Linked DNA regions of Mus musculus: regions 2, 3 and 4 are each linked to region 1. A link is a loop called in an ENCODE intact Hi-C map of the cell type or tissue named here. Cell type or tissue: left cerebral cortex. All regions are shown on one strand.

Region 1 (8,000 bases):
TCTTGTATTCTGTTGCTGATGCTCGAATCTATGGTTCCAGATTTCTTTCCTAGGGTTTCTATCTCCAGTGTTGCCTCACTTTGAGTTTTCTTTATTGTGTCTACTTCCCTTTTTAGGTCTAGTATGGTTTTGTTCATTTCCATCACCTGTTTGGATGTGTTTTCCTCTTTTTCTGTAAGGACTTCTACCTGTTTGATTGTGTTTTCCTGTTTTTCTTTAAGGACTTGTAACTCTTTAGCAGTGTTCTCCTGTATTTCTTTAATGGAGTTATTAAAGTCCTTCTTGATGACCTCTACCATCATCATGAGATATGCTTTTAAATCTGGGTCTAGGTTTTTGGGTGTGTTGGGGTGCCCTGGACTGGGCGAAGTGGGAGTGCTGGGTTCTGATGATGGTGAGTGGTCTTGGTTCCTGTTAGTAAGATTCCTACGTTTACCTTTCGCCATCTGGTAATCTCTGGAGCTAGTTGTTATAGTTGACTCTGTTTAGAGATTGTTCTTCTGGTGATTCTGTTACCGTCTATCAGCAGACCTGGGAGACAGACTCTCTTCTCTGAGTTTCAGTGCTCAGAGCACTCTCTGCTGGCAAGCTCTCCTCTTACAGGGAAGGTGCGCAGATATCTTGTGTTTGGACCTCCTCCTGACCGAAGAAGAAGGCCCAAAACAGGACCTTTCCCAGAAGCTGTGTTGCTTTGGCAGGTCCCAGAAGCTCTCAGCTTCTGTGGTGCACACTCTCACCTATACAGACAAAGTTCCTAAGTTCAGTGGAGTCCGGGAACCAAGGTGGCGCCCGCTGCTCCTGAGGCTGAGGCCTTCTGAGCCAGGCGGACACCTGTCCTCTGGTCGGGACGGTGGCCGGCTGTCTGCGGCCTGAAAAGAGTGCTGCCTCAGTGGCTCTGTGGCTCCGCCTGTCCCAGAAGCTGTCCGGTTCTGTGGTGCACCCTCTCACCTGTTCAGACTAATTTCCTAAGTTCGGCGGAGTCCCAGAACCAAAAAGTTCAACTTTTATACATAAAACGTTTAAATAGCTGGGCATAATGACTCATGCTTGTAACCCAGCATGCATGAGGCAGAGGCAGGAGGATCAGCCTACTTTATACCACGCCAAGGAAAGTATAGTCTACATAGAGTTCCAAGCTAGCCAGGTCCACATACAAGCAAGACCCTGCCCCCAAAATAAGCCTCTCACCTAAAAGCAGAAATTTACATAAACACAGCGTCCCTGGCAGACAAGTGGCTGATTCCAAATGAGTTACTCTATGCTTTGAAAACGAAGACCCTGTGTGAAGGTTAAGATCCTTTGTGACATCCATAATAACAGTGTAGTTTTAGATTACTGATTGAGAAAATATGAAGAAAATTATTATAAACACAGGAACACCGAAAACACTGCTTCTTAAATGAAATACAAAGTTTTTTTTGCCTGTGTAACCCTGAGCAGCGTCCAGGCTGCCATCAGGGTTCCCTTCGATCATGATTCTCTTATCCTAGGACGCCTCCTCAGGATCCAAGATGGTTGCTTCTGCTCCAGCACCCCATCATTGTCCCAGCGAGAGGAAGAAAACTGGTTACTCTTCCCTTCTAGACGTACACGAACTTTAGAATCTCAGTACCCAGCTTCCAAGAACAAGCCTGTGATGGAAGGTCAGCTACCCGACCACTGGAAACATCAGCTTTCCAGAAGTAGGGCCCAGGGCCCAGCCTTCCTACTCATGCCTCTCACCAGGACCCGGCCACATGACAGCACTTGCCTGCAGGAGAGGCAGAAAGGCTGGGCTTTACTCTGGATAGTAGAGTAGCTAGGATCTTTTTCTAAGAATGTGTCGTTTATTGATAAGAACACCAACACACATTGGAGAACCAAAGCCAAGCATATGTTTGAGGAAGGTTAATCATTTAAGTAGTCAGCCAACACTTGGTTGAGCGTGTGAATCTGAGGATCTGGTCACAAACTGGTCCCCATGGGAAGCTGCCCAGTGCCGACAGTCTGCATGACGTTGGGTTTGGGAAGGGTTTTGTGCAGATGACCTGGGACGGAAGCAATGTGCCAGCTTGTGACACGGGTGAGGAAGGGTGACCCAACACAACTGACAGCAAAGGAGGCAGAAGGCTTGGCCAGAGCAGAGCGTGGGGAAGTGTTTGCAAGTTCACAGCAGGGTGAAGGAATATGTATCCTAGAGAACAAGGTAGGGCGGGCAGATTAAGGAAGACCGAGCCTTTGAAGGGCTCCATGGGTCACTAGATAAGTGGCCATAGAAGTATCTTAGTATCATAGTAAGTATCTTACTTCTATGAACTTTGGCCTCCTCAGCTATGAAATGTGGGAAATAGCCACTACCTCAGAGGGCTGTCCTGGGGTTAAACATCAGTCTGTGGCCAGCATTCGGCAATACTAGCTATTCATCAAGTTTCTTACAGTGGAGTAAGACGTTTTGGAAAGAGCTAACAGCAATACGACAGCCATGGGAGACTCCAGGACAGCCGCTGCACACAGTTTGCATCTGATGCTTTAGACAGAGAAGAGTGTCAACTGAGAGAAGGAATATCGAATTGGTATCACTTAAGACTATAGCCAAACTCTGTGCCTGGCGATGAAGCCAGAAATAGAACCGCAGGTCCAAGGTCCATGATATGGAGACAGACATGGCTAGGGAGGGAGGGAGGGAGGAAGGAAGGCAGCATGGACAACTGAACAGGAGTGTGCCACTCACCAAAACACAAGAAAACAGTGGAAAGGCAGAATCGGGGGCTGGAGAGCACAGGTGAGGATTCTGAAGAGGTGACACAGGGACACCTGATAGCTCACCAGATTATGTAGAAGCATCAAATGTGTTGTCTGGACACAGACATGGTACAGGAATCTGCAATCCACACAGCATTGAAGCATCTAGATACAAAGTCTGAAGTGATGCGGGGTTGCACACATAGCAAGTTGCGGGCCGCACAGGTTACGTCCTAGCAACACCGAGAGCAGATGTGGGGATGGCATATGGACTTGGGATTCTCAAGAGATGGGGAAGGGTAGAGCTACAGGGGCGAAGGAAGAGCTCACCCACAAACTTCTGGAGAGCAGAGTCCCAAAGATCAATACCTCACAGGAGTGGGGAGAGAAGCTGGGAAGGGAAAAGAAGACTGGGATCAAGGCCTGGAACTCAGCGGGTGCCCAGGGAAGGAGGACAAGTTGAGCACAATCACTCAAATGCTAAGTACTCATAAGACGCCCAGGCTGGATGGCACAGAAGAGGAGGAGCTGGCTCAGATGCCCTCCTGCGTGAAGCACTGAGGCTGAGTGATGGAATAACTTAATTTCCCGTTAAACGGGGTTCGGCCAATATATGGAAGCATTTCTGATGTGCTGTGTGTACCTGTATGTTAGTGTACATAGAAGTTTCTCTTTTCTCCCCCACCCCTCCTCCTCCTGCTCCCACCTCCTACTACTCCTACTATCTGCTGACTTAGCCTTCTCTCTTATGTTAGCCCCAGCTAGACTGTTAACGTTTTTGAGACTTAGACCCAGTATTTAGGACAATACTTTGAATACACAGTCACTCATGTTTGTTGAATGAAAAGCCAAAAGTAAATAGGATAATCAGTCAACAAGAGAAGTGGGTGCTAGAGTATTCACATTAGTAAATACTGGACGCGCTTTGAGCTCCAGCCTCAACGGTGGTAGGAAAAAGGGTTGCCTCTGTGTCTGTCTGTGCCCTGGGGCAAGCTCCTCGTGTAAGCAATATGCTTTCTAGAAGAGTCTCTAAAGACAGCACTCTCCCAAATGATAAATAGATTTGGCAAATATTTAGTATGCTCAATTTCTCCAAAATTCTGACCTGAGAACAATGTCTAGAAAACAATTTAAACACTTACAAATAGATGACTGGTTTCTGTTGCTGTTTTTGTGTTTGTCTGTTTTGGTTGTTTGGTTGATTAGTTTTGGGTTTTTTGGCTTTGTTATTTTATTATTTATTGATTGACTGGGTGGTGTTGTTGTTGTTGAGACAGGGTTTTTCTGTATAGCCCTGGCGGTCCTGGAACTTGCTCTGTAGACCAGGCTGGCCTCAAACTCAGAGAAATCCTCCTGCCTCTGCTGGAGTTTAAAGACCTGAGTGCTACCATGGGGGTGGAGGTGAGGGAGGGCTGGTATTTTTTAAGACAGGATCTCACATAGCCTTGAATTTGCTATGTCACAAAGGATGACCCCGACTCCCAGCCCTTCTTTCCCATCTCTAATGCTGGGGTGAGCAACTTTACCTACTAATGTTTACTGCAACCAGGAGCTGCCCTGCACATCACAACAAAGCCATGGAGACAGCCGGCCTGCCCCCATAGGGACAGCAAGGGTACGGAGAAACTACATGAGGTCTTTTACAGAAGAAAGCTTTAGCCCGAAGAGAATGTAAAAAAAAAGACCCGTTCTCGCCACTGTGTACTCACAAACTCTTCTTCTGTAACTTCTGGCGGCTCTGGAAGGAGACAAAACGTTACCTTTTCGTACTCAGATCTTCCTTTTAGACTAACTGAAATCATCTGCGACAGCCCCTGGCGCTACTGTATATACATATATCCCGGGTGAGCTCAGTAAAATGTTCATTATCCGCACATGGATTACATTTTAAGGTAGGATTCCAGGTGAAGGTGGGGAGGAAAGACCTTTGGACTTTGGCTTGGGACCCACTGTCACCCCAGAGCTAACCTAAGGCCCCCATTTGCAAAAGGAGAGCTTAGCGTGGTTAGCGCACAAGGTAATAGCGACTGCCCTGGGGGTTCGTATAAAAGGCAGGGAGCTGGGGCTGGGGACCCGGGCTTGGGCTGGAGGCTTGGGGCTGGGGTCGAGCGCGGTCCGGGTGCCCGAGCACTGCGGCAGGGCGCCGGGGCCCACCTACCCGCCGAGAGCCGCTTCTCCGGCATCCTGTCGGGGGAACCCAGCTGCCCGGCCCCGCTGTCTGGGGAGCGACTGCCGCCCCACGGCACGCGGCCTGGGGCTGCCCGCTGTTGCCATAGAGCTGGACAAAGCAGAGGCGCCTGGGCCAGGGGTGGCGGCTGGGGAGCGGCCGTTACTGTGGAGATCGCACGGCTCCTGGTGGGGAAGGGCTGTTGCGGGGGCGGGGGGAGCAGATCCTCCCACAGCGAAGGACCGCAGAGCCAGGCCTCAGTTTCCTTAGGTCAGACGCCTGTAGCAAAAGGTTTTTCATAAACGCTGACCACTAGGAATTACCCGAACTGGGGACCACAGATTACAGTTACCCTAAAATGTGTGTTCAGGAAAGGAGTTAGGAAAACAGAGCCCTGTGTACTGTGGCACACACCTGCAATCCTAACAGTTAACAAAAGAAGGCAGGAGAATAGAGTTACAGCTTGTTCTCAGTTACTAAGAGTTTAAAGCCAGCCTGAGCTACAGTAAAGCAAAACCACAAACAAACAAACAAAAAAGAATTTATTTAAATAGAAAAGATAAAAATTTAAACACAATTATTCTAAATACTAAAAATATTTATGTCCCAAAAATAATTTATGTCCCCCCCCCCAAATTTGTGTTTTAGTTGAGATAGGTTCTCATGTAGCCCAGGCTGGCCCTGAACTTCTGATCCTCCTGCCTCCACGTTGCTTGTACAGGTTTTGCAGGTCTTTGCCCCAACCCTGGCCAGAAAATGAAGCTCAAAGTCCCTGTCTGGGAATGGGTATGACTTGGGTGTGGAGTGATAGGGTGGGGTATAGCTCCTGTTAGACATTTGCATTGGAAATACTGCTTCCTAATTGTTTTATAAAACTTATCCCATTCTGTAGTTCTGAATTTCCTCAGTGGTACCAAATAAACCCCAAAGCTAACTGCTTGCCCCTTCCCAGCAGTACTTCCAATGCAAATGTCTAACAGGAGCTATACCCCACCCTATCACTCCACACCCAAATCATACCCATTCCCAGACAGGATCTTTGAGCTTCATCTTCTGACCGGGGTTGGGGCAAAGACCTGCAAAATCTGTACTAGGAAGGTGGAGGCAGGGGGATCAGAAGTTTAAGGCCAGCCTGGGCTACTTGAGAACCTATCTCAACTAAAACACAGATTTTGGGGGGGGACATAAATTATTTTTGGAACATAAATCTTATGACCGTTAAATGATACATCTTCCGAGTAACTCAAAGTTTCCCCCTAGAACTTTCCCTCCAAACCCCACATTCAGGTAAATACTGGATTCAGCCAGTTCTACCTTAACATATTTCTGCATTTGGGCTCTGCTCTCATTTTCCCAAGAGCACCCACACACAGCCTTAGCGCTAGCTCCCATCTGGTCTGCTGTAAAAGCTTCCTAACTTGTCAGTCTTCCAGGCTTAGCTCCCAGCTAGGAGTTCTCTTTAAATCCATTATCCATGCTGAAAGCAAAACCAGCTATCTAAATGCAAATCTGACCTACTTAAAACCCGCCAGTGGCTCCACATTTGACTCCTCAGTGTGGGGCAGGTATTTGTGTGCCCTTAAGACAATGGGTGCCTATATTTCAAGGAAGCAGACACCTGCTCCCTGGTTGTGTTTATTGCTATTGCAGTATGACACAGGAAAAAGACCTAAGTGAAGTGTTTGTTGCCCTTGCCAGACAAAATCCGAAAGCCAAATGAAGCCAAGGGAGAGCAGTGGGAGGGAACAGAAGTGAAGGGAGATGGTCCTCGTGGGCTGCAGCTTCAGCTGCTCACTTTGGCTGCTGCTGTGCAGAGGATGTAAACAGCTCAGCTCCAAGCAGGTACTAGCTGATCTGATGGTGGCCAGGCAGCACGGCTTCCAGGTCTCACATCTATATTTAGGAGGAGAGCTGAGGGGCGGGAGCAATGGCTGGGCAGTCGAGAGCACTAGAGGGTTCAAGTCCAGAACCTGCATGGTGGCTGAGAACTCCAACTCCAGTGGTCCCACCACCTCTTCCTGCATGGATGTAGTATACACGATCAGGCACATACACATAAATAAATGATAAAGAATAGAGCCTAGCGAATCTGACAAGTTGGGTGTAGGAAAGAAACAGGTATTTGGGGATGACTCTTAAAGATTCTTGTCTGAACGCACAGAAGGGTATTGTCATCAGCAGAGATGGGAAGGCTGTTCAGGGCCACTGTCAAGGAAGTCCCTAAACCAAGATTCCCAGTTTGCAGTTGACACAGGACTTCAGAATGTGGGATACGAACTTGAGAGTCAGTATACAATTTGTTTTTCTGCCACAATGGCCTTTTCTTTACCAGGAACATTTCCTCACGTGTGCATGTTCCCATGGACTCCTACCACTGGCTTCTACTCTTGTTTTTGCAAACCCATACCTTAAAGCCACAGTACTATTCCAGTCACTGAGCCAGAAATGCACCTTCTGGGCAGTAAGCTGCCAGGCACTGGAGGCTGCATCCCATGTCAGCCTTTTTCTCTGCATCACACCCACAACCATGACCTGACAGGCTAGTGGCTGCCGGTTGAACTTCTGCAACTCCTCATTTCAGTTACCTGCCTGTGCTCTGCCCACGCATGCTCGTTCTGGCCAGACAAGTTGATAACTTCATCAGTTTAGCATGGACAGTGTCTCACGTTTTGCCCCCTCTTACCAGGAGCCCTGAATGGGAACTTAAATAGAACAGCATTGTTCTTCTGGGTTTGTAGTTTAGAAAACAGATATAGAGAAGGTTTTTTGTTGTTGTTGTTTTGTTTTGTTTTTTTACCCAGACAGCTATTAATACATTTTTCACATTCCAAAGCCTTTGCCCTTAGATGGTGTGCTGACTGGTTTCTTGTCAACTTGACACAAGCTGAAATCATTAGGAAGGAGACAGCCTCAATTGAGAAAATGCCTTCAGATCACCAGGCTGCAGGCAAGGCTGCAGGGTATTTTCTTAATTACTGATTGATGTGAAAGGGCCTAGTCCTTTGTGAGTAGGGCCACCCCTGGGCTGTTTGGTGGTCCTGGGTTTTATAAGAAAACAGGCTGAGCAAGCCAGTAAGCAGCAAGCTCCAAGGCCTCTGCATCAGCTCCTGCC
Region 2 (8,000 bases), 120 kb before region 1:
TTGTGAGAGTTCTATAGTCTCTCAGCTAGCAACTTATTTTGCATTTCTAAGTGTTGAAAAATTTGTTTAATTAGTTGAAAAGTTAGTACTGTCCTAAGATGCAAATGTTTTTCAATACAAGTCATTAAAAATGAGTATAAATGAAACCCATGATGGTTCAGAGAGTTGGTGTGACGGTGCTCATAAGCCTGCAAGTGTCTTGTTGGCGGGTGTGCTCAACAAAGAGTTCAGAAACAGAGACTGAGCATTTAGCATTCACTGTCTTCAGGTTTACCCTGGGTGAGGTTGGGAAGGACTCTGGTGGACCACATGCCTAGTATTCATGAGGCCCTGAATTTCAATCTCAACGCGCTCTGAGAGAAAAGAAACCCTCCAAACCATAAAATATGACTTTCCTTTATCACACTGATTGGGTAATTTCATCTCCCAGAAGACTACCATCTTTGCCCATTTTCATACCTGTCCCATACTCTGACCAGCAGCACCACAGAGCTCCCTTAGCCCAACAACCCCCTGCAGCTGTGAGCACCATGCACTTGCTGCTCTAGAGAGGAGTGTGTCCTAGAGTCTTACCTGCCGGCCATAGGACTGCAGGACTAGTAGGGACTCGCTGCCTAAGACAGGTTTTGTAAGAGAGCCTGTAGTACTTGCATACTGCTTAACTCCACTCTGCAAGTAAGAAACCAGGTTATTCCAAAATGGATAATGCGAACTTAAGAGGTTATAATATCACACAAGAACATAGTTCGACCACAGTTGAAGTCTCAAGCCACTGTTAAGCGCACCTTTCACTCTGCCATGTTAATATGAAAACACTGAATGATAAACGAGATGAAAATGAGGTAGAATATAAAAATCTAAGCATCCGAGGAGGACAACCGATAGTCCTCACGAACATATATCTACATTTCCACAGGGAGAGCGCATGGGCATAGCATTACACACGATGGAATCGGGGTGCATGGGCTTGTTTTCATGCAGGTATAGTGGGGAAATGTTCCAGTGTGAGGAATACAGAACTGCAGGTTGGCAGGCCCTTGTGTGGCTTAACTCCTAGGTGTTTGCCGAGAGGCAGTATGTGCTGTGTGGTGACATGAATACACCATATGTACACTGTAGTGGCTGAATGGCCTCACACACAGATATTTGCTGAATGGATGATATAGTAACCATGCCAGTATGTTCAATGGATGAGTGGAGGATATGTAATACCAACTTTCATTCTTTCAAGTAGAAACTAAGGTCATTTCTAAACTTGTACATTAGAAATCAACCAGTACACAGAAAATCTGTGTTCACTTCTGTGATGAGTCCCTCATGTACAATAATTTCCTACATACATGTTACCTGAATTAGAAAGAATGAACATTTTTTTTTGTTTTTTTTTTTGGTTTTTTTTTTTTTTTTTTTTTTGGTTTTTTGAGACAGGGTTTCTCTGTATAGCCCTGGTTGTCCTGGAACTCACTTTGTAGACCAGCCTGGCCTCGAACTCAGAAATCCGCCTGCCTCTGCCTCCTGAGTGCTGGGATTAAAGGCGTGCGCCACAACGCCTGGCTAAGAATGAACATCTTAAACAATGTATGTTGTCAAACATGTGTGTGCACATGTGCGTGCAAGTGTGCACACTTTCACACGCATGCCAGTGTGTATTTTCATAAAAGTGTGGGTGTGCCTGTGTATGGAGGCCAGAGAACAACCTTGCTTGCCAGTGCCTTGTTTTATGAGACAAGGTCTTTCGTTCCTCCTGTCTCTGTCTCCCAGCTCTGGGATGACATGAATGTGCCCAGCTTATTCTGTGGTTCTGGGGTCAAACTCACAGCAAGCTGCACCGCATTGACTTAGCTTCATTGATGAGACAGTACTTCTATGATCTAGTTAAACTGGACAGAGCATTCCCTAAGGTTCCCTCCACCCTTCTGTGATTTCTCCATTGAATTCCCATCAAGAACGGAAGTAGAGGACACAGCTGTGCCATCCTGACATAGAGATCACCATGCCTGCTGAGACAACCATCTTTACGTGTGGCTTGCTGGGCTGCATATGTCCTCCTCTGTCCTTTACTCTGGGATGTGAGTGTTACAATTCTCTCCATTTACTGACAAAATGAGACTAAGAGGAAATGACCGTTTTGCTGAGAGGACAGATCTGGGGGGAGAGGGAGGGCATTAGCTGCTCTCTGGACAACCCAAATCCAGTTCTCAGCACCCAGGTAGGCAGCTCAGAATAGACTATAACTCTAACCGCAGGGACTCTACACCTTCTAGTCATCATGGGGACCTACATGTATGTGACACATGTATAGACATACATAGAAAAATTAAAAATAGTAATAAAAAGAAAACAACCAATGGAATAGAGCTAATGATAGGGCTAGGATGAAAAGCCAGGAAGTCCCATGAGGATGCTCCTCACCATACTGTGCTGTGTGCTCCCGAATGAGCAAATACCTTTCAATCATATGGTTGAATAGTTTTTCATACATACATGCCAGCTAATTATCTTACATGCTTAAGTCATATAGATACATACTACTACCATCAGCTGATAAGTGAAATTGGCATTCCAGGTTGGGAGCCATGCCCATAGAGATGCCTCTCAGGAATAGAGCAGGAGCTGCCGCTCTGGCATCTGCATGTGCTTGTACAGGTACCATACACATGCATATGCATCTCTCTGTCTCTGTCTCTGCCTTTCTTTGTCTGTCTCTGCCTTTCTTTGTCTCTGTCTGTCTGTCTGTCTATCTGTCTGTTTCTCTCTCTCTCTCTCTCTCTCTCTCTCACACACACACACACACACCCACACACACACACACACACACACACACACACACACACACACACACAAAACACACACACAGGAGAAGTAGGATCACTCCAGCAAATGGAAGCTGCTGGTGTTGTCTAGAGGTGTCAACAAAAGCCTTCCTGAAGAACCTATCTGACATCACTTCTGGGAAATTCAGAACAGCCGGGTTGCTGTGAAGGAAGGCTTTGCAGTTACTTCCTTAGCGTCTCTGCACACTTCCCCAGCCCACATTCTTCTATCAGCCATGCAAACCACCTTTCTTTTCGAAGTGTGCTTGCGGCGGATGGGATGGGCTTGCTCTTACCTTTCCCGCCTTGTCCTCTTCTGTGTCTGACGCTTTCCTTTTCTGCTTATGTTCCTGTCTTCTCTCTAAAACACTCATGATTTTCTCGTCAGTTAAATTCTTCCTAAACTCACAAAACTGTGGCCAAAACTTAAACAGAACCCCAAAAATTGTCATCTGTATATATAAAAAAAAGTATGTCTCAGAATATGATTTTCTACAGATGTACTGATTTAACTCTAGTATACCACAATAGAGGATTAGCTTCTCTATCCTTAATCTACACCGGGTCTCCCTCCCACACCTTGTCTGAGACTTCACAGCACAGAGAGCTCAGCACGTGCTTATCAGCAGGGTTTTTAGCTACCAGTGGAAAGTCCTTTAAAACACTCACAGAGTACACTTAAAAGTGCCTTTAGTCTTTATGTGTCTCTAACCAACTGGTCAAATTAGTAAAGACTCCATTAGGTCTTCTGAAATAAGAAATTGATGTTCTTTTTTTAAACTACCCCAGTTGGTCAGCCACTCTCTGCAGTGTTGTGCAAGTATTTCAAGTATTCAGTTCATCAAAGGAAACAAAGCGTTCCCCCCCCTACTCCCCGCACCCTCCCTGTCTTTTAGAAAAAGGAAATTCCATTTTGCCTCTGGAAAGCTCTTAAACAAAGCTGTGGATCTAAGAATAAATCCTGAGTAACTTTTAAATGACGTAATCTCTCTTTCGTGTAAGAGGGAGAAAAAGTAACATTTAAAAAGCAAACCGGCATGCTAGACCAAGCCTCTCTAAGAGGACACCACACATTAAATCATTAATTATGATATTTATAGAGATAAGAGTAGCTGTTGTAATTCCTGTGCTGAAGTTTTACATTAGCTCCACAGGCATATATTATTTCTAAGATAGGACTCTCCACATCAAATCAAGTCCAACATCTTATGGCTAAGAGTAGCTATTACTTAATGCCTTGAAGAAAAACGAGCCGTCCCATTAGGCTCCAAGCCAACTCTTAGAGTAAAAGAGGAAATTATTTTCAAAGTAAATGTTTGAATCCTGAATTAGCAAAAGTCACTACTCATCTCTTCTAGGCATAAATATAGTTACTTGCTAAAATTATTCATTCCCTTTGAAGTACAATCTTGTTATTGAATTCTGTAGCTTCCTTGGAAGCATGGATATAAAATTTGGAGAGCCATGTCAAAGGATGCCTTAGTAGACAAAGCATTAAACGGATTCTAAATGACATCATTACACCCATGGCTCATTGCAGCTCTCGCAACTCCACATCAGAGAGGCTTCTAATTGCAACAGATGGTGCTCAACACAGAGCCTCACAACTGTCCAAGGTGCAGAGAGGAAGAAATTATGAAATGCTCTATGAAACTAAATGGAGCATACATACCACACCCCCTCCTACAAAGGCTCGGGAATCGTTTGCAGAAGAGGGAGGGGAGGGGATGTAAGAGCCACAGGCACTGGATTATTGCAAGGATACTGTCTTCCAGACAGAGCAGAGCAGTGGTGACAGCACGCACAATGTCCGTGCAAGCCCAAGCCAGACAAAATTCAGGCATGGAGATGGGAGTCGGACACACAGTCCCATCCCTAAAGGTGGAGCTACTGGCAACTGTTAGCACTGGGAGAGGGAGGGAGGAAGAGCCTAAGAAGGTAGCCCCTGATAGGTTGGTCATACTTCGGCAGAAAGCTACGCATCTAAGATTATTTGGGTAGCACAAATTTGGTCTTGATGGGTGAAATAAAAAAAAAAAAAAAGGAAAAAAGAAGAAAAGGCACAAAGATGGGTGGGTAGGCTGGATCTGAAAAGAGTTAAGCGGGCCTGTGTACAAGACAAAAGCACATTGTGTGAAACTCTTGAATATCAATTGATAGAGGATTAGATATTAGATAGATAGATAGGTAGATAGATGACAGATAGATAGATGATAGATACAATGTATACCATAAGTCTCTTCAACTTGAATGCCTGTCTTCTTTTAGTTGGCATCTATTAACCCTATTTCTCAGTTATCTCTGTAAAACTCGAGGCATTCTCAGCTTAAAAATGTGCATGCCATACATCAGCCTTTCTTCTAAACGTTACCTTATCAGGACCCATGTTTTCAATGGAAGGTATGAAAATGTTATAATCCCCCAAGTAGCAATTGAGATTTGAGTCTAATATTAAATTAATATACATTCTTCTGTACCTATAGAATCTTAAAAGACAACCAATTTCTAAGAAAAAAAAACCTAATGTATAGGATATCCCAGGATTCAGGTGATAGCGCCATTTTCTATCTGGGGGTCTGTCTGAGGTAGGTTCCAGCTGGAGAGCACATGAACACAGAAGCAATAGAGCTTCTTGGACAGGGTTCCTTCAGGCCTTCACCCTAAGCCAGGAGGTGGAGCTGACCCTCAGTCCTCTGTGCACCTTCCCTGCCAGAGGAGAGTTGGCCTCCAGGGAGTGCTCTGGCCCCCTGGATTCAGGAGTGAGCTGGTCTTCCATGAGTACTAACAGAGGCAAATAGACACACAGGAGGAACAAGCTCCAGCCAGAGACAGCTGGAAAATATAACACCAGAGATTACCAGATGGCAAAAGACAAACATAAAAATCTTTCCAATAGAAACCAAGACCACTCGGCATCATCAGAACCTAGTACTCTCACCACAGCGAGTCCTGGATACCCAAACACACTGGAAAAGCATAATTCAGATTTAAAATCATATCTCATGTTAGGAGAGGATTTTAAGAAGGGCATTAATAACTCACTTAAAGAAATACAGAAGAACACTGCTAAACAGGTAGAAGTCCTTAAAGAGGAAACACAAAAATCCCTTAAAAATTACAGGAAAACACATCCAAACAGGTGAAGAAATTGAACAAAACCATGCAAGATATAAAAATGGAAGTAGAAACAATAAAGAAAACACAAGGGAAACAACACTGGAGATAGAAATACTAAGAAAGAAAACATAAGCCAGAAACTTGAGCATCAGCAACAGAATACAAGAGATGGAAGAGAGAATCTCAGGTGCAGAAGATTCCATAGAGTACATGGACACAATAATCAAAGAAAATGCAAAATGCAAAAGGATCCTAACTCAAAACATCCAGGAAATCCAAGACAAAATGAGAAGACCAAACCTAAGGATAATAGGCATAGATGAGAATGAAGATTTTCAACTTAAAGGGCCAGAAAATATATTCAACAAAATCATAGTGGAAAACTTCCCTACCCTAAAGAAAGAGATGCCCATAAACATACAAGAAACCTACAGAACTCCAAATAGGATGGGCCAGAAAAGAAATTCCTCCTTACATACAATAATGGGAACAACAAATGTACTAAATAAAGATAAAATATTAAAAGCAGTAAGGGGAAAAGGTCAAGTAACATATAAAGGCAGGCCTATTAGAATTACACCTGACTTTTCATCAGAGACTATGAAGGCCAGAAGATCCTGGACAGATGTTATACAGACCCTAAGAGAACACAAATGCCAGCAAAACTCTCAATTACCATAGATGGAGAAACCAAAGCATTCCATGACAAAACCAAATTCACACAATATCTTTCCACAAATCCAGCCCTTCAAAGGATAATTAAGGGAAAACTCCAACACAAGGAGGGAAACTACACCCTAGAAAAATCAAGAAAGTAATCTTTCAACAAACCTAAAAGAAGATAGCCACAAGAACAGAATTCCAACTCTAACAACAAAAATAACAGGAAGCAACAAGGACTTTTCCTTAATATCTCTTAATATCAATGGACTCAACTCCCCAATAAAAAAACGTAGACTCACAGACTGGCTACATAAACAGGACTCAATATTTTTCTGCATACAGGAAACCCACCTCAGGAACAAAGACATATATTACCTCAGAGTAAAAGGCTGAAAAACAATTTTCCAAGCAAATGGTCCCAAGAAACAAGCTGGAGTACCGATTCTAATATCCAATAAAATCGACTTTCAACCCAAAGTTATCAAAAAAGACAAGGAGGGGCACTTCATACCAATCAAAGGTAAAATCTATCAAGATGAACTCTCAATTCTGAAAATCTATGAACCAAATGCAAGGGCATCCACATTCATTAAAGAAACGAAGGAAAGCTCAAAACACAAATTGCATGACACACAATAATAGTGGGAGACTTTAACACCCCACTCACATCCTGGAAACAGAAACTAAACAGAGACACAGAGAAACTAACAGAAGTTATGAAATAAATTGATTTAACAGATATCTATAGAACATTACATTCTAAAAAAAAAAAAGATTTGCCTTCTTCTTAGCACCTCATGGTACCTTCTCCAAATTGGTCAGAAAACAGGCCTTAATAGATACAAAAATGTTGAAATAATCCCATGCACCCTATCAGGTCACCACAGACTAAGGCTGGTCTTCAATAACAACATAAATAATAGAAAGTGAACATACACGTAGAAGCTGAACAACACTCTACTCAATGATAACTTGGTCCAGGAAGAAAGAAAGAAAGAAATTAAAGACTTTTTAGAGTTTAATGAAAATGAATCCACAACATACTCAAACTTATGGGCACAATGAAAGCAGTCCTAAGAGGAAAACTCATAGCTCTGAGTGCCTCCAAAAAGAAGCTGGAGCAAGCATACACTAGCAGCTTGATAGCACACCTGTAAGCTCTAGAACAAAAGGAAGCAAATACACCCAAGAGGAATAGAAGGGAGGGAATAATCGAACTCAGGGCTGAGATCAACCATGTGAAAACAAAAACAACTATATAAAGAATCAACCAAATCAGGAGCTGGTTCTTTGAGAGAATCAACAAGATAGATAAACCCCTAGCTAGACTAACTAGAGGTCACAGGGACAGTATCCTAATTAACAAAATCAGAAATGAAAAGGGAGACATAACAACAGAATATGAGG
Region 3 (8,000 bases), 59 kb before region 1:
ATGGGTGTGCTGAAGAGCAAAATGAAAACAGGATCTTTTGCAAAGCACAGCATGGTTCAGACAGGAAACCCAAGACATGACAAAAATGCACTCCTGAAAACACTAGAGAAGCGTCAGCTGAGGACAGAAGAGAAGCCAAAGCCTAATTCCTGAGATTTGAGAGGCAAATCACAGCTATAGGCATACTGTGGTAAACACTGGACTCCAACGCCAAGGTAAGACTGTAAGGGCAAGTAAGAAGACACCTTCTGGGCCTAGCAAACACAGAAGTGGATGCTCACAGTCAGCTATTGGATGGATCACAGGGCCCTCAATGGAGGAGCTAGAGAATGTATCCAAGGAGCTAAAGAGATCTGCAACCCTGTAGGTGGAACAACAATATGAACTAACCAGTACCCCGGAGCTCTTGACTCTAGCTGCATATGTATCAAAAGATGGCCTAGTCGGCCATCACTGCAAAGAGAGGCCCATTGGACACGCAAACTTTATATGCCCCAGTACAGGGGAATGCCAGGGCCAAAAAGTGGGAGTAGGTGGGTAGGGGAGTGGGGGGGGGGAGGGTGTGGGGGACTTTTGGGATAGCATTGGAAATGTAATTGAGGAAAATACATAATAAAAAATATTAAAAAGAAAAAAAGACACCTTCTGCAAGAACAGAGGCAGAACCAAACACCTACATCTCCACAGTGCCAGAAGGCGCAGTTTACAGATGGAAAGGAGGAGGGACCCGTGGCAATGGACTCGAACAAAGTGGAAATAGGGGTGGACATGGTCAAACACACTATATACACCTATGCAGATGTCACCAAGTCTGTTATTATATACTTAGTGTGTGCTAACTACAAACAACAAAACCATCAAGTCTATACTGAGCTAAGTCATCAGAATAAAACGGACATTTTCAGGCAAATGAAATCTGTGGTTTGTTTTTACTGCCTTCTTTTCCTTTTTTTCAAATTTAACTTTTATTTTATTTCTAATAGTGCTTGCCAATGAGCCAGATTTTCCCAGCTCTGCTTCTTATTTTCCTGAATTGTACGTATTTTTGTGCACATATGTCAGAACACAGTCAAGAAGGAAGCTATTTAAGAACTCTGAGCTTGTGAGAAAACTTCAAGAAGTTGGGAAGAGGTATGCATCTGCCATTGCAGATGGACACTCTGAAATATTATGAGTTCCTCTTAATCTCCTCCAGCCCTGGGGTCATCAAGGACAATGGCTAAGGGCAAGGAGACAGTGGAAGTCCCCAGAAAGAAAGCAGACCTCCAGCTAAGGGGCACAAGAAGTCAAGCCTCCTGCCTGGAGCAAATTTAAGGCCCTGTGCACCAAGGAAGAAGTTATTCTAACAACATACCCAGAGTCCCATGTCACCTGAGAGTCTTTGTCTGGCAGTCCTAGCTGCTTAGGCCTGGGCTTCTGCACTGAGTGTCTCTGAGCGAGTGTATGCTCTTATGTTCCTTACCCTCCTTTGCCTCAGCTATAGCTGGGTGGATCTAGCTCCTGTTATCTTTACTAAGGACTCTGAGTTTGTGCCTGGACCTAGGGACCATAATAGACTCATTCATTCGTTTGATTTGAATTAATTTGATGAATGACTATTTAATACGACATCATAACATTTGTATTCCTACTAAAAGGCAAATATGGGCTTATGTTTTGCAAGATACCAGAACTATCAACCCTATGGGTCTCTTTTCAAGCTATTGTCCAGATCTTTCTGATCAGAATAATTATGTAACCAGGAGTACGGGTCATAATTTAAATCCTGGTTCTTGGTGGTAGAGCACACACACAATGCTTTCACTGTTCCAACGTTATTTGTTATATTTATAATTTGCTCGCTTATATGATAGTCACACATCGTATGACAATTAGATTTATGCACAACATCTCAAACCAAAACCACCCTGAATCTCCTGCTAGTAAAAAATAAAACAGGGGGAGATGTTTGAACACAGTTTATGAACGAAGCCGTGTGAGGAGATTTCTGAGTGCTTATGAAAAGAATTCCAAGAAACCAAGACAAGAGTCTTGTGATCTCAATTTCTTCAAAAACATGGAATTGTTCTTGGATTATGCTTCTGTGCCCCTCCCAGTGTAGCAGATAGGCGTGAGTTTACTACAGATTATTCATTATGACTGGATATTGTATTTGTTTATATGCCTCTGTGGAAAAACATGTTTCCCCCACGTGTGTCTTGTCCTTGTGATTACACACTTTACTCGGGTGACTCTTCTTAACCCTCAGAGTATAAACTGTCTGATGCTCTAAATAAACTTGGTTATTGTATGAGACTTTAGTCTGCCTTCTCTACCATCTCCCCTTTCCTAGATTCCACCAACTCTAGACCAGTAAACATGCATGTATATTTATAAAAATATCTAATATGAATCTAACACATATGTTTGTAATTTTGCAGCTTTTATTGCCACATGAAGTTTCTTAGAAAGATTTAAGAGGCAGCTCATTGTTAGTCCTCTCACTAAAACAAGCATCCAGTGTGAAGAAAGGTGCAGAAGCTGGTCTCCAAACCTATCAGTGCTGTGTGGTCCCAGAGGCAGGGACTGTATCTATACAATGTCAATCGCACCATTGGTTTCTGACTGTTCACTATGTTCTCTTGAAGCCCTGTAGGGAAATCTTCAAGGTATGCCCTAGACACCAGTTCAAACTCTTGGGCTCATGAGTCATGCTAAATGCTTACTGTTAACTCACCTCTGTCTACTTTACTACCCTATACTATTACTTGGGAGAATAAAACTATGTATACAGGAAATCATGTAGGTCCTTTGGCATCAACTTCTAGTGTCTTGACTAATGCAAACACATAAAAATGATGTAAAACCAGGTCCATAGTACAGTTAGCATGGAGTGCCACATGAATAGATTCCCTTGGTGGCATTATTATTTCAAAGATCTATATCATAAGTAAATTTTTGAAAAAAAGCCATACAATACTTATATTGTTATTAAATGAGTGATTTTTATACTGTGAAATAAATCGATAATACCATGATATCATAGACAATTTCTCTACTAAGAGTAACAAAATCTTTGGGTAGTACAACTCAAACTAGTTGAGACAGTTTATTCTTTCTACCAAAAATAAAAACATAAAGTAACTCCCGGAGCTAGATTAAGACACATTCTAAAATCGCATGGATTTGCTCCTCCTGTTTCTCACCATTCATTCCTAAAGCAGAGTGTTCTACATGGATCTGCTGCTCCCATTCCTGCCTTGACTCCCCAGAAGCAGATCTTGGGAGAAAACTTCCAGGACTTGGCAATCCTCAAATAGACAACCCATTTCTAACTAACTGCAGTGATCCAGATGTCCAGTTTCTGAGCCATGCAGTTAGCTGAATGACAGCATTGCTAAAAAGTGGTGAGCTTACAAAGCCCAATAAACTCTCATTCATATGTATATGGAAATCTGGTTGATTATTAACACACACACACTCACTCACACACACACAAAATCCCACTTCACTGAGCAGCTGAAGATTTTTGGAGGAGTGTTCTTTGAGTAGTGAAAACATAATGAAAATGACAGATGGTAGGGACAGTAGGCTAGGGGAGGAGGGTAAACAGAGTTACAGGTAATGGGTTAACAAGCACAACTGTGTGGTCTCAGAAAACTAGAGATTCACTTCATGATTGCATAGAGACATCTGGGCTATGGAAGAGCCAGAGTCCTTATTCTCACGGCACAAAGTACCAAGCTGTCACTGAGTTACAAAGCAGTTACTCATGCTGGAGTGGAGAGTGGGGGGAACAGCCAGACACGCAGCAGTACACTCTGGTGTCCTGAGCAGGATTATAAAATAATAATGTGATGAAACTAATTCTCTGAGCAGCATCTGGGGGTAGGATCCTCTGTGATGGGTTATTTGGGGTTATAAGAATCACTGAGTGATCAACAGATAGAGAAGCAGTTCATAGTTGTCTAGTCTTGGAGACCTCTCTCCATAAAAGATCTATAAAAAACCTAAGAATAAAACCCCCAAAAGTCAGCTGGAGTCATAACTGTTCTCATCTCTACCGCCTGCCCCCTCCCTGAAAAGAGGCCCTGCTCTCTGTCCCTAACCGCAGAGGACCCTCTGTTCCTCCTCCTCTAGGTTGTTGTTCTTCTTCCTTCCCTATTTTGCTTCAGGGTGGTCTAAAATGCTTTCTCCTCCACCCTCTGAGTGCTGTCCCATATGGCATGTTAGCATGGAAGCCCAGGCACCTACGTGGGACCTGCGCTTGCACAGCGACCTGCCAGCAAGCAGCCTGGCACATCTGAAGGCAGACATCTTCAGGAAGCTCGGGGAGCCCTGGTCAGAACTAGGGCTCTTGCTCGCTGCAGTGGCTCACTGCAGCCACTCCCAGGGTTCTTCTCGATCCCTACAGGCAACCCCCAAAGGAGTGGGGAAAGAGATGGGGGCATTCTTTATTCGTAGAACAAGTCATTGACAGGAAAAGAAAAGAAAACAAACCAAATCAAATATTCAAAATGGAAAACTCACAAATCAGATTATAAATCAATATACTCTGCTAACATTTAAACAAAGGATTCCTGGGGCAATGATATGACGATGCCTTCCACCCCAGCTCCCTCTTGTCTGGGGCTGAACACAATTTCCATTTTCCAGTGCACTTACAGCTTTGCACAGAGCAGTGTTATCTGCTACTTACTTGGGCTTGCTTGCATACTTTGAAAGGTTGAAGTGTTTCTTGGTAGAACAGCTGATGATAAGCCTGGAGGTCAAACCAAAAGTACACACTGTGCTTCCACAGCTGCAGACGGACGGAGAAGGACAGAGATCACCACCCGGTTAGAGAGGCCCGCAGAGCTGTACCTCACTGGACAAAAGCGCTCATTTCCTTGCTGCTACCACAAATCAGCTCCAACTTAAGCTGCTCTCAACCTTTCATCACAAACTGGCAATGTACAATACTATTTACTGCTGTGGTCAATAGAATGTTGTAGTCTTACATGCGAGCATCCCATAGAGTTGATCATTAAAGTAGTAAATGCTTAAAAATAGTAATGGATACAAAAATTGCAAGGGTTCTAGTTGAAATGTAAAGAGCACACATTTGTGGCATGAAAGCAAATCTGAGGGCATTCTGATATATCAACATATGAGTAAATGCATATCACAGCAGAACTAAGTATTAACTACTGACCCAATTAGTCACTGCTCATTTGGATCATATAAACATTGATCGTGATTTTAAAAACATTACTGGAAATCATTTTACCTCCACTCATAACATAAAGTTGTTAGAATTATTAAAAGTTAAGTATTAAGCCGGGCGTGGTGGCGCACTCCTTTAATCCCAGCACTCGGGAGGCAGAGGCAGGCGGATTTCTGAGTTCGAGGCCAGCCTGGTCTACAGAGTGAGTTCCAGGACAGCCAGGGCCACACAGAGAAACCCTGTCTCGAAAAACCAAAAAAAAAAAAGAAAAAAGAAAAAGAAAAAAGAAAAAGTTAAGTATTAACAGAAGTAAATGAAATATGGCTTATTAAATTGAGATTAAATTATATGATTAGCCATCATCAGTAATGTATGTCAATATTTATCTTCATTTTTCTTTGTAATTTTAGTAAGACCAAAGAATTACAATTTGGGCAGATGGTTAAAATTTTTCTAAGTGTAGATTTAAATTTATCAGATGGGAATTTGAACATTAGATATATTTATTTCAACACAAAGTTATTTCAATGCCACTTATTTTAAAATCAAATAAAATAATAAATCCAGATTTTAAATAATTATTTTCTACCTTGTTCCCTGAATTCTCACAGAATTTAGTAAAGAAGAATCCCGCTCTGTTTTCTACATACAAAGATTGCAACAAGTTTTCCATGTCAAATCCTCCCAAGGCTCCAACATTTGATACAGTTTTAACCTAGATTTAAAAAAAAAAAGTTCATTATCTGCTTAAACACAACACAATACTTTTTGTTTGTTTTTAAAAGGTTCATTTATTATATTTCTATGAGTAAACTGTAGCTGTCTTTGTTGTGAGCCACATGTGGTTGCTGGGAATTGAACTCAGGACCTTTGAAAGAGCCGTCAGTGCTCTTAATCGCTGAGCCATCTCTCCAGGCCCGTAATTCTTTATAGCATTGTACAAAGCAAGGTTTGTAAATTCTGCTGGGCTGTCATTTTATTCTTATAGTGTATAGATATAATTAATGCAATGTGTTTGCATCTGACTGTCATGTAAGATTCGTTTATGAAGCCCAAATTATGGCAGGAGAAGCCATTCTACTAGAAACCAGTCAAATTCCAAGACTTATGTTAGAGCAAATCTCTGACTTCAATTTCTTTGCCGTTTCGGGCTCAGTGGCCCCACTGGGGAACCTTCCAAGTCTCTGTTGGTGGCCTGGCTCCTACATATTTACTGTTATTTTGGCCTTGAGGTGCTGCTATTCTAGTTACACAAGCGGGTTATAAAAAGAACCATCTCCAAGGCCTCTGGTTGCTGCTTGTTAACTCTGTGTGTGTGTGTGTGTGTGTGTGTGTGTGTGTGTGTGTGTGTATCCCTCTTTGGACAGTCTTGCCCCACAGGTCATGGCCTCCAGAGTGGAAATAACATTGGAAGTTCTCATAAACCTCTGCTGTTTATGACTTCTCTGCCAACAATGCTAGCTGCCCTAATACTACCCTTAAATCAGGGAGAGCTGGCTGCGTCTCCAGCACACAGTGGCTCTCGAATGTGAAGAGGTGGGGGCTCGTCTAACCTCAGTATTTGTTTCTTGGAACTTGGATTTCTTTATGCTCCCCCAAACAAAGATGGTGGGGACAGGTTTTTATTGCCTTTATCACACTGTCTGCCTGCTAAACAAATTCTGAGATGAGAATACAATGGTTTTCATTTAACATCTAACAGCACTTGAAGTAGGGGAAAAATCATAATTACTAGAAAATGAGAACTATTTACTTAAGATAATTGTGCAGAAATACAATTTTAAGTGTTCAGATTGTATGAAAACTGCTGCTGATTTTATTCACAGTAGACTCTCAGGGGCTGTGAGAGCTTCATTTAAGTCTTCATTTATTACGCCCTGCATTAGATGCTTGTTGTCAAAGTAGCTGTACTCTGGAAACCCCTACCTTCACTTTTTTTTTAAAGTGAGATTTCCAAGACATAACATCCAGTGTTACTTTAATCAAGTGTTTAAAAACTGCACAAGAGTACCAAGGGGTCTTATTGTGTGTCTGAGGCAGCAACACTAGGCCAGAACAGCCGCTTAGAATACTTATCAGAGCAACACTCGATCAGAGTGATCAAAGTGGGCTGGGCAGAGCAGCAGGGTTGGGCAGAGAAGTGCTACAAAAGCATGCATGGAGGAAGGTCCTGTAGGAAAATTCCAAAACGTGTTGCTTAGTAGAGAAAAAATATATATACATATGTTAAAAAAAAAACCCAAATCTCTAAACTCAGAGGCACTGGTTGATTAGATGAAGAACACGGTCCTTAAAATACTCACATTATGCTCTTCTGTGTAAGTGTATTTTCTCTCCAGCTGGGGCTTCAGACACTCGGAGATGTCAGTAAAAGATGTCAAGCGGACCACAGTGGTGCTCTCTGGTAGCCTCTTTGACCTAAGTTATAGACATGAATAAACTCATCAGCTAAGGGGTCTGTCTGCCCAATGTCCATCTGCACTGCTTCCAAGAACTCAGAGTTCATGTTGAAAGCATGAGTGCATCCCTGAAACGGAGCACAACTCTGCTCCCTTCACCTCTCCTAGAGTCTGGCCAGGGGATGGAGAAGAAGGAAATGAAAGCTGTCTGAATTGGGGGAAAAATGTTAAAATGATCTTTACACTCAGGTATATTATACAGGATTTACAGGAAAAAACCTGCTAACACTAATAATTAAGTTCAGTTAGATCACAGGATATCAATTATTTCTGTATACTAAAAATGGACAGAACAAAATGCAATGTTCCAATTCAGACAGAATATCCCTTAAAAAAAGAAAATATTTAAAAATCAA
Region 4 (8,000 bases), 370 kb before region 1:
ACTTGCTGTGAGGCCACAGAATCTAGAGGCGCGCACATAAAGGGCTGTGAGGACAGAGCAGGTAAATCAACCATCTGTTTTCCCCACAATATGTATCCTACTACTTTATGTAAAACTCCAAATTTTGCAAGTCAAAAATATCTTTCAGCAGCATATGTTGCTGATTAACTAAGTATCTAAATGTGGAATGAAGCAGACCTCTGTCTCACACAAGACACAAAGATTAATTCACAGACCATAGACCTAGATGTAAGAGGGAAAACTATAAGCCGCTTAAAAGAATCATATGTATAAACTTTTGTGATCTTAGGTTAAGTAGAATAAGCAAAATAATGGTTCTGTTGGCCTCACAGAAATCAAAATATTCAATGTTGACAAGCTAAAATACTGTGCTAAAAGCTAGTCAAAATAAAGTGAAAAGACAGTCCAACTGAATAGAATAAAGTATTTGCAAATCATGTATCTTGATTTTTAAAAACCTCCAATTAAAAAATCATTGGAATTAAAAAAAAAAATGAGTGGCCAGGTAGTGATGGTATACACCTTTAATTCCAGCACTTGGGAGGCAGAGGCAGGCGGATCTCTCTGAGTTTGAGGCCAGCCAGGGCTACACAGAGAAACCCTGTCTGGAAAGGAAAAAAAAAAATGAGTGGAGTTTAGGAGTACGGAGATGGCTCAGTGGGTAAACCACTTACTGCACAAATATGAGGACCTGTGTTCAGATCCGCCATGGAGCCATACGAAGTAGCACAAGCTTGCAATCCTGGTGCTTCTCCAGCACTAGGACATGACCTCCAACACAGGAGACTCCCTGTGAGAGCAGGGTGGAGAATGCAGGCCGACACTGAGCTGCTCTCTGATCTCCATACATGAGCCATGGCATGCCTGCCCATCTACAGTCACATATGTCTGTCTGTCTGTCTGTCTGTCTGTTCCCCCCCACACACACAATGAGCAGAGTGTAAATACTCATTTTCTAAGCATTTATACTAAATAGACAAGAAATACATGAGAAAACATTCAACAAATCAATCATTAGGGAAACCCAATCATGGGCAATCAAAATTAACATGAATGTACCTCAAGAGAATGTTAATACACAAAGGAAACACTGTATAAAGCATCAAACGTTTTATGGCTCCATTTGTATATGCAGTGTCCCTAATCCCCAAGTATGCAAAGACAGGGCTTGATTGCTGTCTGAGGCTAGGGTGGAAGATAAGCAAGGAGTGACTGCTGAGAGCTCTTAGTGTCACTGTCTTGTGTCTAAGTAACACTGGGAGTGACTGGCTGTGTGTCTATCTGTGACGATAGTCATATTTTGAACTTAGAATGTGAATATATCAATACGGTGTTTAAATTCCTGGACTGATGAGCTGGCACACCTGGAAAAGATGGTGTGCACAGTTGTGCCCTCAGGACACTTGATCTAAGTCCTTACTAGGTCATACAGGTAAGGCAAGATGGAAACAAGTGATAAAGGGCCAGTTTGACAACATCTGACATGTGACACATGTAAATGGGAATATAGATGTTAAGAAATTTCTGTAGACTCAGTAATAGTGTCAGGTCTTGGGACCTCCCCTTGAGCTGGATCCCACTTTGGGCCTGTCACTGGACCTTCTTTTCCTCAGGCTCCTCTCCCTTTCTTTCTTTTTCTTTTTCTTTTCTTTTCTTCTCTTCTCTTCTCTTCTCTTCTCTTCTCTTCTCTTCTCTTCTCTTCTCTTCTCTTCTCTTCCTTCCTTCCTTTCTTTCTTTCTTTCTTTCTTTCTTTTATTAGATACTTTCTTTATTTACATTTCAAATGCTATCCTGAAAGTTCCCTATACCCTCTTCCCCCCCCACCCCCCCGCCCTGCTCCCCTACCCAACCACTCCCACTTCTTGGCCCTGGTGTTTCCCTGTACTGGGGCATATAGAGTTTGCAGGATCTAGGGGCCTCTCTTCCCAGTGATAGCCAACTAGGCCATCTACTGCTACATATGCAGCTAAAGACAAGAGCTCTGGGGGTTCTGGTTAGTTCATATTGTTGTTCCACCTATAGGGTTGCAGACCCCTTCCGCTCCTTGGGTACTTTCTCTAGCTCCTCCATTGGGGGCCCTGTGTTCCATCCATTAGATGACTGTGAACATCCCTGTATTTGCTAGGCACTGGCAAAGCCTCACAAGAGACAGCTATATCAGGATACTTTCAGCAAAATCTTGCTGGCGTATGCAATAGTATCTGGGTTTGGTGGCTGATTATGGGATGGATCCCCAGGTGAGGTAGTCTCTGGATGGTCCATCCTTTCGTCTTAGCTCCAAACTTTGTCTCTGTAACTCCTTCCATGGGCATTTTGTTCCCTATTCTAAGGAGGAATGAAGTATCCACACATTGGTCTTCCATTTCTATCCCTGTAACTCTTTCATACAGGAATAATGATGGGTCAAGAGGTATGACTGTGGGATGGCAGCCCCATCCCTCACTTGATGCCCCATCTTCCTGCTGGAGGTGGGTTCTAAAAGTTCCCTCTCTCTACTGTTGGGCATTTCATCTAAGGTCCCTCCCTATGAGTCCTGGGAACCTCTTACCTCCCAGGTCTCTGGTGCATTCATAGAGGTCCCCCTGTCCCCCAACCTCCTATTTCCTGAGGTTGCTAGTTTATATTCTTTCTGCTGGCCCTCAGGGCTTCAGTCCTTCTCCCTCACCCAAGACCAGATCAGGTTCCCCTCTACTCCCCACTGCCCCTCACCCTGTCCACATTCCCTCCCAAGTCCTTCCCTCCCTCCCTCCTCTCTTGTGATTGCTTTCTTCTCTCTCCCAAATTGTGTATTCCTTATGGATTTTTTCTTTTTTTCTTTTTGGCTAATATCCACTTATTAATGAGTACATACCATACATGTTCTTTTGGGTCTGAGTTACCTCACTCAGGATGAGCCTGACACTATTACTGAGGCTATGGAACACTCACAAAAATCATGACTGCCCTCTGAAAGACCCAACAAGCAGCTGAAAGAGTCAGATGCAGATATTTGCGCTCAACCAATGGACAGAAGCAGCTGACCCCTGTTGTTGAATTAGGGAAAGCTGAAAGAAGCTGAGGAGGAGAGGGACCCTGTAGGAGGACCAGCAGTCTCAATTAATCTGGACCCTTGAGATCTCTCAAACACTGGACCACCAAGCAGACAGCATCCACTAGCTGATATGAGGTCCCCAAAACACACACAGTAGAGGACTGCCGAGTCTGTGTTCATTCAGAGATGAAGTAGCTAACCCTCAAGAGACTGGAGACCCCAGGGAGTTTAGAAGTAGGATGGGGTGGGGTGGGGACATCCACATGGAGATGGGGTGGGGTTGAGAAGAGGTGTGGGATGTGGAGCAGTCAGATGGTGGATGGGGGGGGCAGGGAATGGAATATGGAGTATAAAAAAATGAATTACAAATAAAATTAAGTTAAAAAAATTTAAAAGGAAAAAAGCAGTTTTCTATTAAAAAATTAGAAAAAACAACAAAAAAATTTCTATTCCATTTATTTTAATAATATACTTGAGTGTTCATCAGTCACAGAATCTTCTGCTTATAGCTGCTCATAAAGGAGAAATGAGCACTTCTGCATAAAAGGCAAGAAAAGGGTCAGGAAGCCAGTGTGGTGGGCAGACCCGTGATGCTTGGGATGAGCACTTTGTCTCATACTATTCTGATCCTATGATGGAATTCTGTTACCTTGGGAGACCAAATGGCAGTTTTGGGTAGGTGCCACACTGGAAAGCCTCCTCCAGCTTGCTGTAGAGCCTAAGGGCAGAGGTAGAAACCCCTGTGTGGGTGTGGGCCTTGTATGAGTGGCCAGCAGACCAGGTGGGTAGGCAGCGCAGAGGTATGTCCCTTCAGTCAGCTCTGAGAAGAGGGACAAGTGAAAGATCACAGAGCTTTGTACTTTGATTAGTATTTAACTGGGGAGCTCCAGTCACCCTGTTTCCTTTTTCTTGTAGCTGACATCTACTTGGATGTATCAAAGCCTTTGAAAGCAAACTTAAGTTTTACCAAACTCGATCAGATAAATCATTTTTTAAAGAAGATAAAAAAGGCACACAGCTCTGCACATAGCAAAGAGACCTCCACCCCGTCAGACTCTATACTGAATATGGATGAGCCTCCTGTCCCCAAATGTTACCGTGGAAAGTTGTCAAAGACCAAAGTTCACTGTGATGAAGCACAGAAGACATCATTTCAAGAAAACATTTGGAGAGCCATCTCCTGCTTTCAAAAAGTTTCTGTCCATACTACCCAAATCGTGGTCTCCATGGAAACTGTCCCGCACCCTCATAAGCCATGTGTGTTAGCATCACTGTCAAACCTCAATGGAAGCCTTACTGTCAAAGCAGCACAAAAAGTACCTGGTAAGTTACAGAAAGGGGGTAGGGTGGAATGGAGGGAGGAGGAGAAAACACCCTTTGTTAGCATGTGAAAAATGCAGTGTTTTAAGGACTTAGAGTCATTAGAGATGGGAACAGTTCTAGCTTGTGAAATGATTTCAGAGATGCTGATTTGGTTTGGTTTGGTTTGGTTTGGTTTGGTTTGGTTTGGTTTGGTTTGGTTTGGTTTGGTTTGGGGCTATTGTCATTTTGTTTAAGGTTATTTGTCTGTTTAAACAAATCTGTGAGCCAGGGTATTTCCTAGCTCTAAGCTGCTTCCTATCCATGTCTTGAGGTACATTCCTGCAGCTGTCTTTGGAACTGTTGGTTCCTAAGTTCCTTTTAGCTGAAGTGGCTAGCACAACATCGAGTTGAGCTTTGGAAGCCTTAGAACAGTGTTTCCACGGTGCAGTCTGTGGAACAAGCACAGCAGATCACCTGACACCTTACTGGGAATGTGTGTACTAGACCCCCAACCCAGCTTATGAATCATACTCTCTGGGCACAGAACCCAATGATGTGAATTTGGTCAGCCTCGCAAGTGATTCTAATGTGTCACTGGGAACCATTTATTTTCAAAAGAAAAATTGCCATGGTGGCAGATATGCTCTACAAGGTGCCCAGCTGAAGCTCAAGCCTGGGAGAGTATCACTGAGGTGTTGTGTCAGGCAGGCCACACCTGGCCGGGGAAAGACTGAAACTGTAGAGGGGCATGGAGCTAACTGGCCATGACATCTCCATTTTTCTCCTTTGCCACTATGACTAAGTAGTAGCTTTTCCACACTGAATCAGAGAAGGTGGGCACAAAGTGTGAGAGGAGAAAAGTCAACACAGGCAGGAAATAACCATTTCAGTCACAGAATCTGCTACTGGGAAAGCTGAGAGGCAAGTGCAGAAGTGTCACTCTGGAACAGAAGTCTCAAGAGGAAACCATATATTTTCCCACAATCCTGTGGGAGTATGTCCTTTTCCATGGCCCTGTATGGAGGAGGGTTGTGGACTGATTTTTGTCAGTCCCTAAGCTGTGTACTAAAAAGTAATTGTCAGCTGGAGACTAATTGTAATTTAGTTCTAGAGAGCCAGTTTGAGCACAGTGGTTTGGTTTTAATTTTAATAGTTGTGTAATAATAATATTAGGCCAAAACATAGTTAATGTCCTTCCTCTCTGAAATATACGTAATCAAGCCAGCTAAAAGATCTTTTTTTTCTTCCTTTGTTGTTTTTAAAGTCAGAAATGAAAAATGAAGGGTCTAGGAGACATGAAAGATTCTCAAACACTGGACACTAGAGTGTCAGGTCCTCCGAGCCCAACCTCACACCTTTCTAAATGCTGTCCCTTAATGGTGGCAGGGAAAAATTATGTCCCAAACAGAGGAAGAGCTTTAGACCCCCATGCAGGCCAGCTCTGCTCACATCGCATTATCTCTAGATTCATTTTTAAAGATATTTAACCTTCATAATTGTTTTCATTATGATACAATTGAACATTTTTTATTTAGCCAGTCAAATGGTCTATTTTTTGTAATTTTCCCTTTTATATTAGAAAAACTGTATAACCCTCTTCTTGTATAATTATGTTCTTTTATCTTGTTAAGCACAAAAATAGATACATTCGCCTTGACTAAAAGATACTTGGTATAATTCTGCTGGTCAGTGTCCAGCAAACATCTTAAAATAGTTTTTTAGAGTCACATTAAATCAAAATTGAAGTTAGTCACTTAATTTAAAAAGATGTATTATAATGAAACTATAACAAAATCTGTTGTGTGTAAATGAGATAGGGTTGGGACAGATTCTAGTTGTGGCTAAAGGCTAGCATCTAGGGAAACTAATTGAGAGATTACTGCATAGCTCTTTTTGGTTTTGTTTTTAGTTGGGGAAGATAGGATCTCTTTCTGGATCCCAGGCTAGCTGTAAACTTGGCCTTCACACCAGGATCAAGACATACTTAAATAAAAAATAGTTGCAACTGTATTTCAAAGAAAACAGTAATTTATCATTATGAATATTAATTTCATAATGCAGTTGAATATCTTCAAATTGCATGTTTTTTCAGTTAACTTGAAATACATTCGTTTGGTTTTGGCTTGTTTTGAGATAGGATATCACCATGTAGCTCTGGTTGTCCTGGAACTCACTACCTATGTAGACCATGCTTGCCCCAGATTTAAACATCTGCCTGCCTCTGCCTCCTCAGTGCCAGGATTCAAGATGTGCCACCACACCGGACAATTTGGTATTGTCTTGATAAGTGACAAAAATAAAAAGACACACACTACCAGCAGCCATATTTTTTTGTGTAGTTTTCAAGTGGTGGTGGTCTGTATTCAAACCAATTTTTATGATGTATCTTTGAGCTCAAAGGAATGACTGTCAGATTTTTATAGGTTGACTCTAATGCAGAAAAACTTCCCCAAGTCTTTGATTTTACAGTTTCTGTCACCATTGTGAGCATCTGCAGCAGCTGCACTTCTCAAATTATTTGCTGAACCAAATTGAGCACAGTGACAAAGTAGTCATCTCCGATGGGCTATTAAACAGAGAGGAGCGGTCTGCACACAGCAGAGCATCTGTTGTGCACATGGCGTCCTATAGAAGGACGCAAGATAAAATAATTGTCAAAATTTTTTCATTAAACCCTCAACAATTTGCACTTGTTTATCTGAATCTGCATAGCTCCCCAATGAGACAACACACTTGGGGTTTCTTTGCTTCTCCCTCACTTTTCTTTGATCCTTTTTGATGTGCTGACTTTAATAAACACAGTCAAAAACACTGTGCAAGAACATCATGGAAAAAACTACAAAGGAACGGCCCAGCAACAGAGCTCTGCTAATCCCTAACTTACGCAGGCTATTTTTAGAGAAATATTTTTTTAACACTCTTTATGTGACAATGTTATATAAACAGGGAAAAGCAGTCCTTCCCAGATGAATTTTAATTTAAGAGCTGAAATAGATTTGTAATTCTAGAGGAATCCTATGTGCTAAGTAATTCTTAGAGAAACACCATTGGGAATGTGCTGTAGGCATGTTCCCTCACTTGTCAAGAAGACCAAGAAAAAAATGAGTTTGCCTAATGATTTTTTTTTATCATCTAAGCTATTAGAAACCTATGGAAAGTATGTGGGGAAAGGGAATATAAAAGCATGAAACAAGAAAGCTAATGTTTGCTGGGCAGTGGTGGCGCACACCTTTAATCCCAGCACTTGGAAGGCAGAGGCGGGCTGATTTCTGAGTTCGAGGCCAGCCTGGTCTACAGAGTGAGTTCCAGGACAGCCAGGGCTACACAGAGAAACCCTGTCTCGGAAAAACCAAAAAAAAAAAAAGAAAGAAAAAAAAGAAAGCTAATGTTTTTCCTCAAACGTTGATACATTTGTGCAACCTAGAGAGCTTTAATATTCACTTACTCGTTTTAAAAATAATATAGTAGAAATTATTAACTGAGCTTGTTAAAAGAATTCCCATTTTCATTTTGCAGAATACAATATAATACTTCTAAACTATGACTATTTCAAGGGACTTTCTATTCCTCCACTCTGCAGATGCTTGTGCAGCCATGAATCTTACAACTAACTCCTCTCTCCTAGAACACTTATGTTCTCCCATGT

Evidence for each region. Peaks named below come from ENCODE experiments on the same cell type or tissue, not always from the same donor. Only the 100,000 strongest peaks of a DNase experiment are listed, where the experiment ranks them.
Region 2: it touches region 1 in a loop (2.3-fold over the local background); 2 of 42 quality-filtered maps call a loop at or near these places.
Region 3: it touches region 1 in a loop (5-fold over the local background); 3 of 42 quality-filtered maps call a loop at or near these places.
Region 4: it touches region 1 in a loop (3-fold over the local background); 2 of 42 quality-filtered maps call a loop at or near these places.

The regions. Positions count from the first base shown.
Region 1 is chr15:36,135,449-36,143,448 of GRCm38, forward strand. It overlaps Rgs22 (regulator of G-protein signalling 22), which reads right to left and starts at 4,952. Exons shown (of 28, transcript NM_001195748.1): 1 at 4,880-4,952; 2 at 4,431-4,459. The coding sequence starts at 4,904. In left cerebral cortex, no CTCF peak of the experiment used is centred here; DNase peaks (open chromatin) are centred at 4,589, 4,917, 6,318 and 6,619; H3K4me3 peaks cover 1,026 bases; H3K27ac peaks cover 2,413 bases.
Region 2 is chr15:36,012,505-36,020,504 of GRCm38, forward strand. Rgs22 (regulator of G-protein signalling 22) reads right to left here. Exons shown (of 28, transcript NM_001195748.1): 23 at 3,110-3,265; 24 at 574-669. Among named protein-coding and RNA genes, the nearest start is that of Cox6c, 78 kb to the left of the region's middle. In left cerebral cortex, no CTCF peak of the experiment used is centred here; DNase peaks (open chromatin) are centred at 3,038 and 4,423.
Region 3 is chr15:36,076,139-36,084,138 of GRCm38, forward strand. Rgs22 (regulator of G-protein signalling 22) reads right to left here. Exons shown (of 28, transcript NM_001195748.1): 12 at 7,489-7,603; 13 at 5,775-5,900; 14 at 4,679-4,780. Among named protein-coding and RNA genes, the nearest start is that of Rgs22, 60 kb to the right of the region's middle. In left cerebral cortex, no CTCF peak of the experiment used is centred here; DNase peaks (open chromatin) are centred at 3,265 and 3,751.
Region 4 is chr15:35,766,489-35,774,488 of GRCm38, forward strand. Vps13b (vacuolar protein sorting 13B) reads left to right here. Exons shown (of 62, transcript NM_177151.4): 36 at 3,968-4,375. Among named protein-coding and RNA genes, the nearest start is that of Mir875, 110 kb to the left of the region's middle. In left cerebral cortex, no CTCF peak of the experiment used is centred here; DNase peaks (open chromatin) are centred at 15, 4,868, 5,223, 6,961 and 1 more place; H3K27ac peaks cover 397 bases.